Linked DNA regions of Homo sapiens: region 1 is linked to region 2. Evidence: chromatin loops called from intact Hi-C (ENCODE). Cell type or tissue: Caco-2. All regions are shown on one strand.

What was found. A loop is a pair of places that touch in the nucleus more often than their neighbours do. Peaks named below come from ENCODE experiments on the same cell type or tissue, not always from the same donor. Only the 100,000 strongest peaks of a DNase experiment are listed, where the experiment ranks them.
Region 1: it touches region 2 in a loop (2.8-fold over the local background); 2 of 110 quality-filtered maps call a loop at or near these places.

Annotation. Positions count from the first base shown.
Region 1 is chr6:63,920,634-63,928,633 of GRCh38, forward strand. All of the region lies in intron 35 of EYS (eyes shut homolog), which reads right to left. LOC105377836 (a long non-coding RNA gene) reads left to right here and starts at 5,465. Exons shown (of 3, transcript XR_942649.2): 1 at 5,465-5,937. In Caco-2, no CTCF peak of the experiment used is centred here; no DNase peak of the experiment used is centred here.
Region 2 is chr6:64,501,856-64,509,855 of GRCh38, forward strand. All of the region lies in intron 26 of EYS (eyes shut homolog), which reads right to left. Among named protein-coding and RNA genes, the nearest start is that of SCAT8, 700 kb to the left of the region's middle. In Caco-2, a CTCF peak has its summit at 3,648 (motif pointing left); no DNase peak of the experiment used is centred here.

The DNA of each region.
Region 1 (8,000 bases), 580 kb before region 2:
ATGAGTTGGATTCAGCTTCCTGACAGGACCCTGACTGCTGTAAGGGGAGTACTTTCCAAAAAAACAAACTTTTGAGTTTTCAGAAAACAATCATCTTCCAGGCACTCAAACATTGGGAATGTCTAATTTCACACTTGGTCCACCTAGGACAGGCCGTGTGGCTGTGTGTGATGAGCACTGGAAAGGGAGTGGAGAAACTCTTTGTGACCTCAGATAAGGCCCTCACACCATCCTATGGACTGTCTTCTTCTTCTTCTTTCTTCCTTTTTTTTTTTTGGAGACAGAGTCTCACTCTGTTGCCCAGGCTGGAGTGCAGTGGCGCGATCTCGGCTCACTGCAAGTTCCGCCTCCCGGGTTCACGCCATTCTCCTGCCTCAGCGTCCTGAGTAGCTGGGACTACAGGCACTGGCCACCACACCTGGCTAATTTTGTTTTTGTATTTTTAGTAGAGACAGGGTTTCACCGTGTTAACCAGGATGGTCTCACTCTCTTGACCTCGTGATCTGCCCGCCTCGGCATCCCAAAGTGCTGGGATTACAGGCGTGAGCCACCGCGCCGGCCATGGGCTGTCTTCTTATCTGCAGTTGAGAACTGGTTACCCGCTGCACTGTGTGACTGTGGAGGGCACAAGATGCACCATGTGCCAAAGCACTTCGAAAAATATGAAGAGTTAAGCCATGAAACCCTGTGTGGTGTTTCTGTGGCTCTGTCCATGTTGTGCTGTTGATCCTCATTCTTTCTACTCCCCGTTCTACTAGCTGCTCTTTATGATTTTGCATTTCTGCATGTCATTAATTAAAGTTTAGATTTCCGTTTTAGTTTAAATTAATTACAGATATCCTGGTAGTATGGTTTTGTGATTGGGTGACTGGGTTTGGACATATGCGGTGGCAATTCTTGCTGGTTCACACTCCCGCTGACGCATCTGTGACTCGATCTTTGGGACTTTGGGCCCCGGCATGTGCTGTGTAGCTTCTGGTGGGCTTTGTTTCCTTATGGATAAAATCATAATAGTAACACCTACCAAGTATTCCTCACAGGGATGATGTAAAGAGATAATGAAAAAGTGTTAGAGCATTTTTGAAATCAATAGGAACAATATCATTATTAGGAACCCCAGTGGGTTTCAGTTTCCTCTTCTACAAAATTGGAAATATAGAATGGAAAGTGTTGAGAGGTCCATTCAAACATCAACATTCTTAAGATTTGTGTCTCACAGTTTTGAGAAGATTTTACCAAAGACAAAAAATGGCATTATTAACACACATCTTCTATGAGCAATGCATGGAAAAGGTAGGTATTCGTAAGGAGATAAAGTTAAAAGGAGGTCATATAAGTGGGGGCCTAACCTAATAAGACTGTGGCCTTATAAGAAAAGAAAGGGAGAGAGATTTACACACACAGCCTTCGAGGAAAGGCTGTGTGGAGCAAGAAGGTGGCCCTCTGTAAAACAAGAAGAGAGTCCCCAGAACCCAGCCATTCTGGCAACCTGACCTTGAACTTCCAGCCTCCAAAACTGTGAGAAAACAAATATTCATTGTTTAAATCACTCCATCTATGGTATTTTTGTTATGGTAACTCAAGCTGGCTAATACATTTAGATTTGTTATTATAGATTATTAACAACTTTGAAAATTTTTCAGGTCTTGCCTGGTACAGTGGCTCACGCCTGTAATCCCAGAACTTTGGGAGGCCGAAGCAGGCAGATCTCTTGAAGTCAGGAGTTCAAGACAAGCCTGGCCAACATGGTAAAACCCTGTCTCTACTAAAAATACAAAAATTAGCTGGGCATGGTGGCAGGTGCCTGTAATCCCAACTACTTGGGAGGCTGAGGCAGGAGAATCATGTGAACCTGGGAGGCGGAGGTTGCAGTGAGCCAAGATCATGCCACTGCACTCCAGCCTGGGTGACAGAATGAGACTCTGCCTCAAAAAAAAATTCAGGTCTAGGGAGAGAAGATAATTAGGCATGTCTCAAAAGAAAAAGGACTACGCTATAATGAGTTTAAATAAAAATAAAAATGTAACTTCTCATACCTCACTATTAATTTTCCTTTCATAAGATGCGTCATTGTTTGTCCTCAATGTAGAAAAATTGGTTCTTGTGGGAGCTAGCCTAATTTTGAGAGAGTGATTTTATAAAGCTATCTAAAGGTAATTTTCTATTAATCTAACATGATTCATTTTAGAACACTAACTCTGATATCTAATCCAAAAAGCAGGGTATATGTTAAAAGGCACCCAGGATTGGGAGCCAGCTGACCTCATTTCTAGTCTTGCCTTGACAAATACTGACGTTGTGACTTTGAAGAAGTCATTTTATCCCTCAGGCCTCAATGTCCTCATCTGAAAAATAAAAGATTAGTACTCGAATGGTGTCTGGGGTCCCTTTGAGTTGTCACACTTTATAAATGTGTACATCAATGCATTGTAAGTTTGCTAAAGTAATGTTTCAGTCTGAAAGATGCCATAGGCTGTTATAGGATGCTGTAAAAATAATGCTTATAGGTCTTCTAAGAATAGGAAAATATATTAATTGTACTTTTATTTTTTTAGTGTGTTAATTTCATTCCCCTAGAATAGAAAATAAAATACTATACTTTTAAAATTACAAGACAAAAGGGACAAAATCCACGTGTTCTTTTTTCAAGAACATTTTATGCAAATATGCCATTTAAAAAATGTTGCTATACTACCCACCATACACTAGGTGGAAGCAAAGAGTAAGTTAACGTGTAAAAGTTTAGACAGTATTACGGTAAACGAACCACAATTTTCTGGATAGTAAAGGTCATTAAAATTATAGGTTATATTTCTTTTTTAAAGATGCTAATTAGAAAAGAAAATAGCAAATAACACTGCCTACTTAAGCCTTTGATACTAAGATGTACTACTGTTTAAGCCAAATCTTTAAAAAATTTTTATAAGAAAAAAATTATATTTAATACTTTCAACATTTATTTTAGATTCAGAGGGTACATGTGCAGATTTGTTACCTGGGTATATTGCGTGATGCTGAGGTTGGGAGTACGACTGGTCCTTTCACCCAGGTACTGAGCATAGTACACAATAGTTTTTCAACCTTTGTCCTCCTCCTTCTCTCCCCCGTCTATGGTCCCCAGTGTCTATTGATGCCATCTTTATGTCTATGAGTACCCATTGTTTAGCTTCCACTCATAAGTGAGAACATGCGGTATTTGGCTTTCTGTTCCTGCATTAATTTGCTTAGAATAATGTAAGCCTAACCTTTACTCTCCTTATAGACTCTGGCTGGTACCATAAAAAATTAAATACTAAATCCTTTATCTTAATTTCTAGAATCTGATTGGTCAATAAACATAATGAAATAACCAGTCAAATGGTTCTATTCATAGATCTCTTTTTTTTTTCAAAAGCTTACAGAGAAAATGCATAATAAATTCAAAAAGGAATTCTCTAAAGCTTATGCTATTTTGAATTCAGTGATGGGAAGGAAATTTACCTCACTGCATATGATTTTACATGTCACTTCTTTAAAAAGTTGTATAGCTACTTCTTCCTCTCAGAATTAATTGGGTCTTATGCTACAGTTTCTAAAATGTGAAATGATGGGGTGATTGCCATGTTACAAGCCTAAACATGACTTATGTTTTCAGGCTTATAGTGAATCAAAACTCAGTTTAATACCAGTTTCTATGCAAAGTGAATTGCTCAGAGCTACCCTTGAAATGCTTCGTGTGGAAAAAGAAGAGCCTCTTTACTGGAGAAAAGCATTCTGAAGTTGTCTGTGTAGTGGCATGCAAGTGATACACTCTGTGCAAGGATAACTTCTGCATAGTGTTTTAGAGAAATACATTGTTTAGAGCACAAAATAGCATCGTTTGTGAAACACCTGGTAGTCAATGCAAGGTGTGCTAACAATTACTTAATGGTGAGGCTGCAACTGATATTGAGAGAACTATTTTTGGGGGGTTATCATCAGTATAAGCAGCCCTTAACAATCTTTGTAACCTAGGGGCAATCAATCATTTAGTTTCTATAGGGGCTCAGATTCCTGATGTGTAAAATATGAAGCCAAGGCCAGATCATCTTTAAGTTTCAGTGGTTACTTTCTAAGATTCTATAACAGTTTTTCCACTATGGCCAAGACAGAATGAATAAACTAGATTTTCAAAATTAGAATTTATCTTCTCAGCTTGGCTTTTTTTCCTCTTTGGTGCATAACAGAAAAGTAAAAATGGGAAATAAATAATATATGTGAAGAGGTTTGGGATCATCACTATGTTTGTTGGTGAATTCTGCCACTGATTGCGTGGGGAACTAAGAAGTGAGATTTTCTTCACCACTACCCGCAACATTGACACAGGACCTAAGCACATAAAACAAGCTCGTTCATATGTATAGTTTGGGTTTTGACAACAGCATTAGATGCTCACAGCATAATAATTTATATGCTGGACATCTTTGGGCAACTTAATCTTCTGAGCCTCATTTCTGTAAAATGAAACTACCAATGACTTAAGAAAGCAGCCCTGAGAATTAAGCTAAAGACAGAAATCCTCATTAAAATGCCCTAGTAAGGGGAGAAGTTGTGGGCAATGCTGTCAAATATCCATGAAAAATGTACATTTCCAGACAAAATGGCAGCTCCTCTAATTTACTGGTATTCTTCAGCTCTAAATTTCATCAGTCCTGTTCATCAGAAAGAATAACAAGAGAAACAGAAGGAAGTACTACAGAAAATGAGTATATTTTACCTATCCTAGGTAGTAGAAAATTTTGAGCATTCTTACATGAAAATTCAACAATTTGAACTCATTTTACTGGCCTGTATAAAATAGAAGTTGTGGAACATTTTATTTGGTATTTAATTACTTTCACGTATTTCTGGTTTCTTTGGCATTGTGCTTTTTCTGTTGTTGTTGATTTTACTTTAAGTTCCAGGATACATGTGCAGAACATGTAGGTTTGTTACATAGGTATACATGTGCCATGGTGGTTTGCTGTACCTATCAACCTGTCATCTAGGTTTTTTGTTTGTTTGTTTTTTGAGACAGAGTCTCGCTCTATAGCCCAGGCTGGAGTGCAGTGGCACGATCTTGGCTCACTGCAACCTCTGCCTCCCAGGTTCAAGCCATTCTCCTGCCTCAGCCTCCCGAGTAGTTGGGATTATAGGCACGTGGCACCACGCCTGGCTAATTTTTTTGTAGTTTTAGTAGAGACGGGGTTTCACCGTGTTAGCCAGGATGGTCTAGATCTCCTGACCTCGTGATCCGCCCACCTCGGCCTCCCAAAGTGCTGAGGTTACAGACATGAGCCACCACGCCTGGCCCTGTCATCTAGGTTTTAAGCACCGCATGCATTAGCTATTTCTCCTAATGCTCTCCCACCCCTGGGCCCACCCCCCGATGTTCCCTTCCTTGTGTCCATGTGTTCTCGTCGTTCAACTCCCACTTATGAGTGAGAACATGGCATTGTGCTTTATCCACAGGGATCATCCTATCAGCATGGGCTTGTCAATAGTTAGATAATCTTTCAAAGTTCCCATTAACTGTCACTTTTTAAGATGTTTAGTTCAATTCTGTGGAAAGTGGGAATTAATCTAGTCAAGCATATTCTTAACTTTCAATCACTCCAGAAAAACATTACAGAATGATAGAATCCCTACCACATGCTATGATAAGCTATACAAAGGGAACAATTGGCTTTTTCTTCTTAGCTATAATGGTCTAGCAGGAAGGGCCCTTAGCATTGTTATTTTCTGTGTAGTTGTTTCTCCTGTAGCATACTGTATGTAAAAGTTAAACATTAATACCACTTGGGACTTTTACAGTGCATTTAATGGGCTCAGCATGTCTTAGAGCCAGTCTCTGAGAGCTGCAGTATCTTAACAGCACTCCTAATGGCAGGTTACTCTTTTTCTATTATATTAAAGACCGAAGGTGAAGGGAGAAAGAGGGTAAGTGGCTTATAAATGATTATCAGTACAGGAACTAGACTGAATACTTGGGCCACATTTTGACAGTTAGTCCAGACATTCAATCACAGATTTTGGATCATTGTGGATGTCTATGATAGTAATAACTTCACAGTAATAGTCATGGATAATGTAGAGAGTTTAATGGTACTTCTGCTTATAATGCTTCCAGAAGTTCTCAGTACTTAAAACATAAGGAAAGTTACTTATTGCTGTCATTACTATTACGTACAAATTAACAATAATGACCTGCACTTGGGTAAAGGCTGTACTTTGGACTTTAGAATTCAACTATTATATTAATACTCAACTCAGTACTAAGCAGATATAAGATTTCAATAAATATTTGTGGATTTTTTCAAAGAGCTTCTAAAGTAAATATTAGCTCACTTGATTTCACAACAGCTTTGGGAGAAAGATTGGGTGGGTGTCGTTATGCTCATTTTCTGTGAATTGGATGAAGACTAATAAAATGGACATGGTCTTGGAGTCATAGGAAAACTTGGGTTCTTAGTCTGTTCTGCTCTTAATAGCTGTGTGATGTTGGGAAATTACTTGACCTCTCTGAGCCTCAGTTTGTTTCCGCAGAAAAGTAGGGATATTACCATCAAACAGTTATTTTTAGGAATAAACGAGATTATCTATGCATGTCTCTAGCTCAATGTTACTAATCAGGATCCTGCACTTAATAAAAGACAAAAATGAGATAAGAGGTCATGTTGGCTGACTTTGGGCCAGTTGCCCTTTGCATTAAGTCAGATTTAAGGCAGTAATTTGCTAGTCATTGTATCATGAGCCATGGCCCAAACACTTGACAGACTTTGAAGATTTGTTATTACTTTGCCTTATGGAAGCCTAAAAAGTCATGATCATAAAACAATTAACATTTCTGCTGATCTGGAAAAAATGTCACTCGAATTGAGATGGATGTTCCTTTTTAAATTTTTTCTGTTGTGGGCTGAGTGTGGTTAAGGTGAGTTTTTTGAGATGGCACTTTTTAGATATCATTTCAGTTTAATATTCTATATTCCTCCTGTGGCCAGAAATACTCAGTAACTCCTTAACTTTAACTCTGACATATTATCAGTGTGTCAAGATGGAAACCAGTTGCTGCTGAATCTCTGGCTCAAGAGATCGTTAAGCAGATGCTAGAAACAGAAGCCAGGCTTCTGAGACAGACGCTGGGCAGCGGATACTTTAAGCTACTGAATGAACATAGGATGGCTGTGTTAGGTAGCTTGGAGGTAGTGGTGAAGGAATAGCTTTTTATAGTCATGACTGTTGAGGTCACCTCCATCCCTGAAATTACATGAAAATTTATGAGCTTCCTAGGCTTTTGTTCTTTTGATGCTCAGACAGGCTTCTCTACTCTAGATTGAAGTCTCATGCATTTTCCACTAACTTAGAAGAACAGTATGGCATAATGGAAAAAGCATTGGTTTCCGATGAGCTGTGTAATGTTAGGTAGATCACTTAGCCTCTCTGTGTCCTTTTCTCAATGGTATAATGGTATAATAGAAGTTGAGAAGATCAATCGTGCTGACGTATTTTGATGCTTTGAACATTTAAAGTGCTAGACAACACTGGCTTGTAAAATAACTGATTACTAGCAGAAAGAGAAGGTTTATGCTGACTTATTTTTCAAATGCTCTATGACTCTTCTACAGTGTTTGGTAGACTGGCTCTAGGCTCAGCTTTGTGCCTATCTTAAAAAAAAGTACATAATGCTATACTGATTCATTCTTCTCATTGCCTAGGATTACATTAGAAAATAAGCTCCATGAAGGCAAATATTTTTGTATGTTTTATTCACAGATGTGTCTAAAGTGCTTATGACATTATCAGACATACAATAGGTGATCAGTGAATATTTGTCAAATGACAAAATAATTTGAAGTAAGGAGGCACAGGCATCTACTGTTGCTCACCTTTTGACTGTGTGTGTGTGTGTGTGTGTGTGTGTGCGTGTGCGCATGCGTAGGTGCTGAGGTGGGCATGATAATAAGTATATATCGTTACATATATTCTATCTCACTTTAAATGGT
Region 2 (8,000 bases):
ACCTCTACCATGTATGACCATGTATGACCATGAGGACATTAGCACCAGACTGTCAGGGTGCCAGAGTGGCTCCTGCATGTACTAGTTCTGGAACTTGGGCAAATTACTTAATCATTGTGCCTCAATTGCCTCATTTACAGAGTAGTGATAATATAACACCGATCTCATAGGGCTGTCATAAATGTCAAATGAGTAAATGCATGCTAAGTACTTATAGCAGTGCCATACAAGCAGTAGCTGTAATTATTACATTTGTGTTTCTTTTATATTTGGGTTAATGGCTCCCTTATAGTGAGGGTGGGTATACAAGAAAGAGTGACAAGACTAAAGGTTTAAAAGAAATGGCAGAACCAGACAGCAGGCTGGTTTTTTTTTTGTTTTGTTTTGTTTTGTTTTGTTTTTTTTGCCGGAGTCTCCCTCTGTCGCCCAGGCTGGAGCTCAGTGGCGCGATCTCGACTCACTGCAAGCTCCGCCTCCGGGGTTCTCGTCATTCTCCTGCCTCAGCCTCCCGAGTAGCTAGGACTCCCGGCTAATTTTTTGTACTTTTAGTAGAGACGGGGTTTCACCGTATTAGCCAGGATGGTCTCGATCTCCTGACCTCGTGATCCGCCCGCCTCGGCCTCCCAAAAGTGCTGGGATTACAGGCGTGAGCCACTGCGCTCGGCCGGAGGCTGGTGTTTTTTTAAGGTTAATCATCAATTTATTCTATGTTAGCAATGCACTCATTTTCAAAACAATATTTTTCTATTTATGTATCTATCTTCCTTTTAAACAGTACACATTTAAGTTTTATATAAGGAATAAATTCATTTTATTTGTTTTTCTCTGCTATTGACAGTTTTGTTTTTTTTTTAATCTTGTGCTGGACTCCTGCAGGAAAACTAACATAAATCCATCCATCAACAGTATTTGAAACAATTAAAAATTATATTGTTTAAAATTAAATCTGTTTAAAATAGATGTCTGATATTTGTACATCATAGGAATTTAAAATTATTTCAAGAACAATGGTAGCCAGGAATACTCTTATAGCACATCAAAGCATAGTTTCTCATGGCATAAGTCTGAGCTATTTTAGCCCCTTATCAGCAATGCAAGTTCTTAACGAACTGATAGTTTTTAGATGAGCTTAACTTCCTTCCTCTTGCCAAATATGTTGTTGCCATAGCTATCTCCTTTACAGCAGTGATGTTATTTTATTAGCATGAGCTTAAAAAATTCAGTTATTTCTGTCTGTCAAGACACAACATACACATTCTCTCAAAATTTGCAATTTTCTTTTTTTACATGCTTTACTTAATTTAATAGTCAATATGAAATCGTTTTACAAAGTAAGCCAGTTTCTTCACATATCTATGGAAACATTTGGCAGTTAAATTCTCCTGGCAGGTACACTAGCCAGTTCAAAGACAGAGAGTCCTTGGGATGTATTTTCTATTGCTGAGGAAGCTGGCTTGATTTGAAGGAAAAAAAAATCCAAGTCAAATCATCCTTTCAGAGTTTTATGTTATAAAATTCTGGGGGATCTGAATCAAAGGTTACTTATTCTTAGGTAAATGTGATGATGCTTTTTGAGAAAAATCTTGTTTTTAAGCTTTTTTAAAACTGCTTCCGTGGAATTAAAGTGTTCTGGTGATTGTTAACGATAATTTCTCAGGAAGGGTTTCATGGGTTTATAGGTAACTCCCCTAGGCAGGTATCTGAGATCAAATCTACAGATTCAGCTCCCTAACTCTTGTAATGCAGTGTCCAAACTGATAGTTTGGCTACCCAAACATTTGTCCTGAAACAGCAGCATGGGGCACTAATGCCAGAAAGTCCCACAACCAAGAGAATGGCCTTGACTCCGAACCATCAAAAACTCAGTAATATTTAAGAGAGGAAGTTGAGGGCTGATAAGGTTTGGCTCTGTGTCCACACCTAAATATCATCAAATTGTAATCCCTACATATCAGGGGAGGGGCCTGGTGGGAGGTAATTGGACCCTGGGGGAGGATTTCTCCCTTGCTGTACTCATGATAGTCAGTGAGTTCTCACAAGATCTGATGGTTTAAAAGTGTGTGGCACATCCCCCTTGGCTCTCTCTCTCTCCTGCTCCACCACGGTAAGATGTGACTTGCTTCACCTTCACCTTCCACAATGATTGTATGTTTCCTGAGGGCTCCCAGTGATGCTTCTGTACAGCCTGTGGATCTGTGAGTCAACTAAACCTATTTTCTTCATAAATTACACAGTCTCAAGTAGTTCCCTATAACAGTGTGAGAGGAGACTAAAAGAAGGGCCTTGACATCCATCCCTTCCTCCTGATACATTGAGTTCTAGCCTTATAGCTGATTAGATCTCTGAAATGGTACATTCTTGAAATTCATTATCTCAGCCCTCAGAATGATCATCATCCTTGCTTTTATAATTATTCCCTCAAGTTTTAGAGGACTTTTATAAAATTAGGATATTTGAAAATCACCCTAACATTTTAGGAAAACTTACCAATGACACTTCTGTTATGATGATGAATGGCCCAAATATAAGAACCCATCTGACAATGTTTTGCTAGAATTTAGCATGAAGAAAAAATACTTTTGTTGAAGAGTCACTGCTCATTCTTTGTTCATTTATTTATCAAAGAAATATTGGCCGACTACCATGGGGGCCAGAGTCTGTTCTGGATGCTGGACATTCACTACTGCTGTCAGAAAACTCACTGTCAAGTCACAGAAAGATATAGGAAAAGCTGACGCTATGAGGAGCCAGGGAAGACTGGAGACTCAGGAAGAAGTCTATAGCAAGAAGTGGCATTTGGCAAGGTGTTTCATCATAAGTAAATATTTGTATGTAGAAGAACAGGAAAGGGCCTTAGGGACAGATATTAGAGCTTTGGCAACAGCACAGATGTGAAAAGTAAACAGTGAGAAAAGTTATGTGCAGTTGAGAGAGAGAAGTTCCATGTGGCTAGTAAGAAACACTAGCAGGAGCTGAGGTTGAAAAGGATCTCTCAGGGTAGGTCGTAAAAAACTTGGGATGCTAAGCTCCACAGTAAGTTTTACTCTGTGGATGAGGAAGGGTCCATAATGAACTTAAATTTAAGGCGAACAACATGGTCAGATTTATGAGATGAACTGTTTGTGAATTTTATAATGGAATAGACTGTTATTGTGCTTTGAAAATTCCTGTATTACCAGGATGTAGAACAGATTCAAACAAATAGCATATGCTTAATTACTATCTGTTGAGTCGAATGCTTAGTTATGAGGCTGCAAGAGTCTAAGGGTAGAGATACAGAATAATGTTGGAGTTCAGATATATTTTACCATTGATTCCTCTTTTGGATATTGACATTCCCATAACTTTTTCCTTTTCCTGAAGGCTAGGCAATTCAGAGCTATGCAATAATTATATGTGTTCCTCACAGTTGGCATGCATGCTTCTTCCTTTTTGTGGCTTTTATTTTCTGTTTCCATTATATTGATGTTAACTCTTTTGTAGCTTTTATCATAGGCCACCTCAAATATGTTTTGGAAATATGTTGAGTGTAAATGAACCCATATTTATTTGGAAACTTTTAGGTTAACACTGCTTTCGTATTTCAGGCCTATTCACATGGAAATGACCTTAAAAGATGCTCACAGCCACCGGCTCACCCTCAATGATGCGCCCCCTAGAGGAGGCCTGCAGCCCACTCAGGCAGGCTGCCAGTCTTATTTTGGAAGACGGCAATGGCAAAATGCATTCTCCTTGTTATGTCCACTTGTCTTTTTATTTTTTTGTGGTTTCAGAAATATACAAGCATTGAGTTGTCATGTACAGGGAAATTGTCTAAATGCAGCTTTAAAAAAATGATATACATATCAATTAAACTCTTTAACCTTCTGGGATTTCTTCCCAACTTTAAGAATCTAAATATTAAAGGTAATCTATGGACAATTCAGTCTGCACCATGAACTATAATCACATAAAAACTTCAATTATCAACACTTATGATCTGAACTTGCTTTTTGGTACAATAGAAATAATAATAACCTAAAGTGTTATTTGGCATTGTTGAAGGCACCTCAGTATGCTGATATGCTTGAGAATCACAGCTATGCAGGAGCCTACGGCAGGTTGAAATAAGTGACAGCTTTGAAATCAGGAAATGTGGTCCTTTCAACATCACCTTCGCACCTCATTCACAGTATAATTGGGAAAGTCATGCAATCTCCTGAAAATCTTACTTCCTCATCTGTTAGACAGAAATTATTCTTTCATAGAATTATGAAAATTGAAAAAATGTGTATAAAAGTATCCCAATACAGTATACTGTATAAAATTGTATTTTAAAACTGATGTAAGTGAATTATAGAAATTCTGGTTATGGGACATTGCATTTAACATAGTCAGTAAATTTACTGTAAAATTAATATTTTCATTATGAAAGAGACATATATTTTACCACTCTATGCCCACTATTCATCTATCCTGAATTAAACTTGGCTGAAAAAGTTAAATTTAAAAAAAAGTTTGGTTTGAAGAGCAAGTATTTCCTAAATGTGATAGCTTAATGATAACACTGAGTTAGTTCTAATCTAACATTAAAGGAAGAAACATGTACACTTACGCTTTGGATGGGACAAATTTTTGTTATTCACATTTGAAATTCACTTTAGTTTTAGCACAATAAAATTTAATAATTTATTAGTCCCTCATAGCACTCTGCTGAGAAGTGAATGTCTTGTCAAAGGATCAGTTCAAAGTAGCTTTACTTCCTACGTTTAACTAATTTAAAACTGCCTTACCTAGGCCGGGCATGGTGGCCCACGCATGCAATCCCAGCACGTTGGGAGGCCGAGGCAGGCGTATCACGAGGTCAGGAGATGGAGACCATCCTGGCTAACACGGTGAAACCCCGTCTCTACTAAAAATACAAATTAGTCGGCTGTGGTGGCAAGCGGCTGTAGTCCCAGCTACTGGGGAGGCTGAGGCAGGAAAATGGCGGGAACCCGGGAGGCGGAGCTTGTAGTGAGCTAAGATCGCGCCGCTGCACTCCAACCTGGGCGATAAAGCGAGGCTGTGTCTTAAAAAAAAAAAAAAAAACTGACTTACCTAATAAATACTAAAGTAGTCCTCCCTCCAGTTTCAGTTTTTTTTTTTTTTTTGAGATGGAGTCTCGCTCTGGAATATGAAAAATCTTTAGAATTTTATAAAAATCTGATACTGCAAATATTATTACAAAAAGTTCAATTAAATTAAACATTTTTGTGGTAACATGGTACTGACAACCATCATCTTGTTATCAAAATATATTTGAAAATAAATCAACCTCTAAAGGATTTTTTAATAGTAGAAATAATATAAATTTTTTTTATTGTTATACTTTAAATTCTAGGGTACATGTGCACAACTTCATGTCCTTTGTAGGGACATGGATGAAGCTGGAAACCAACATTCTCAGCAAACTATTGCAAGGATATAAAATTGTTGTTTAAGCAGACTACCTGTTTAAAAGAGGATGAGAGAAGAAAATGAAGTCTTCATGGCTCTGTTATATAATCAGGGTGAAGCAATAATTTAAATAACTCAACAACATTTATAAAAACTCAGGTAGTTTTAAAAATTGTCCATTCCCTATATATGCATAATGTAACATAGAAGGGGCTATTCATCATATAAGGCATCTTTTGAAAGCTGAAGAGGGAATGAAGTGCATTTTTATTTCAAATGACAACCATAATAAGAGACTGCATCATATTGTTGTTTTTTAAATGAATACAACTTGGTTCCTAGATATATAATAAGAATCAACTGGGTAAAGCTAGAACTAAACAATTTTAAAGGCATAAGAATCTCTCAAGTCGGGAAAAACAAATATTTGGAAACTTGGAGGGAGGAAGAGATCCCACTCTTTCTTCATCCCCACATTTATTTAAAAATTCCACTGGTTAATTCTCTAAGGAATTCTCTTAGGGTTTGGCTTCCATGACAATAAGCTCTCTTTGTTTAGTTTTAGTTTCTTTCAAAAAATGACAAGCTAATACCACAGATAAAGAGGTCAGAAAGAATGGACTCACAGGCAAGTACACTTTTTAAGTAAAGTGACAAAGCAATACCAAGGGCTTTGACACTTGAGACGGTTCCTGAGTGGAACGACAAGGTGTTCTGTAATTTTACTGAAGTTGATGAGATTATGCTTTCTACTACTTTGGTAGTTTGGGTGTCTGACATTGTGAATGTTTGCATATTTTCACGTTAGCAGAGATACAAGTATTAGGAAACAATGAAACTGGAATATAATAACAATCAAGTGTTCTATTGCCTCTTCTAAAACATTTGTTTAAATGAAGAAAGTAGCAGGCATGTGGCCAAAAAACTATACATGTATACACTAAAGAAATGTTCCAACAAATAAGAAAATTGGTCTTGTTGCTTTCAGTTATTCTGTGTTGATCAAAACGGGGAAATAATGTCCGTTTAAAGCTAAATAAAATATAAATTCCAAATAAAGCCATGCAGAGTAACTCAAACAGTATTTCCCTAGGGTCAAGAATTATGGGTTCTTTTCACAATGTTAAATATGCAGTTGTTTGTATTCTGGGTCTGTTTCTCCAACCTTAAAATGAATTGTTTAAGAACGAGCTCTAATTTTTCTTCAAGCCCTAAGATCATATGACTAAGGAGAAATGATATCCGCATGCCTGGCATGAGTTCTGCTTTTCTAAGTATTTATTATTATTATTATTATTATTATTATTATTATTATTATTGGGCTTGGACTCAAGTGCCTGTTGCATTTGTTATCTTAGGCTTATAGTGGTTTTCAATCTTGTTGGTCTCAGGACTCTCCTATGCTCTTAAAAATTATTGAGGACTCCGAAGAGCTTTGGTTTATGTGAATTACATTACAGTACATTAAAGCTTAAGTGATCACCAATGTTAAGTATCACTTGCCAGTTGCTACCTAAGCTCTCCAGTAACCTTTGGTCTCATCAGTTTTAGCATGATTCAAACTGATCTTCGAAGAAAGGGAGCTAATTTCCTTACTGTATCATTAGGTTAAAGACTGTGACTTCAGCTGCTTATGTTTATGCTTTTAGCCAGATCTAGTATCTTTCTCTGGGTTATTCTTTAGGCAGGTTTTTGCTAACTTCGTTAAACAGATCAACAAAATATTATTTCTCCTGTGTCTACTATGTAAATTATCTCTACCTCCTCTTACTAAAAGAGGATGGAACTTTTTGTTCACATATTTTGAAAGAAGAAAAATGTTAGTTTTAAATTTTAATTTTAAATTACAAAAATTACAATTTTACAAACACAGAGCTGTGACAAGTCCCTATTTTAATACTTTTAAAAGGCATTATAGTTATTCCTTCATCTTTAAATTTTATATTTAAAAATGTTTTCCAGGCTGTGTAAAGTTTGAAGGCACTGTATTTGCTGAAACAGTCAAATTTTATCTTGGCAGTAATTGCTTCTTTACGACTTGTCTGCCTGACAGTGTAGTAGATGATCTCTTGATATGTAGTCTGAGGTTGCAGACTCCTAAAGCTGTCTGTGGCTACTCACAGAATTCCTCGCACCTACTCCACCACTGCTTCTGTGAAATTATATGTTCCTTAAAGTGTGTCATGTAATTGTCCTTAGTTCTTCCTTTGCTCATGGTCTTTGTGAGAACAAACTTCAAATGTATTCAATGGAATTGATGTGGCTAGGAAAATGTATAGACTGCCGTCATTGCTACATTAAAATAATAATCAATTTCAATTCTACGGGGTACACATTAATGGATATGGTTTGGTGTGCGGTAATTTCCCTGTAGTGAAAGAGTATTTTTCTATTATGTATATCAAGGGGCCTGAGTCTTTCTTAGGAGCAACTCTCTATCATACAAAATAATCATGAACAGATGGCTTTTGTTCTGTTTTAGAATGGCAACAATTATGTGTGTGATATTTTCAATAGCGTGCAGTATAGAAAGGAAAAGAAAAATATAATTGCAAACTTTTGTTAGTGCTACTTTTGGAGCA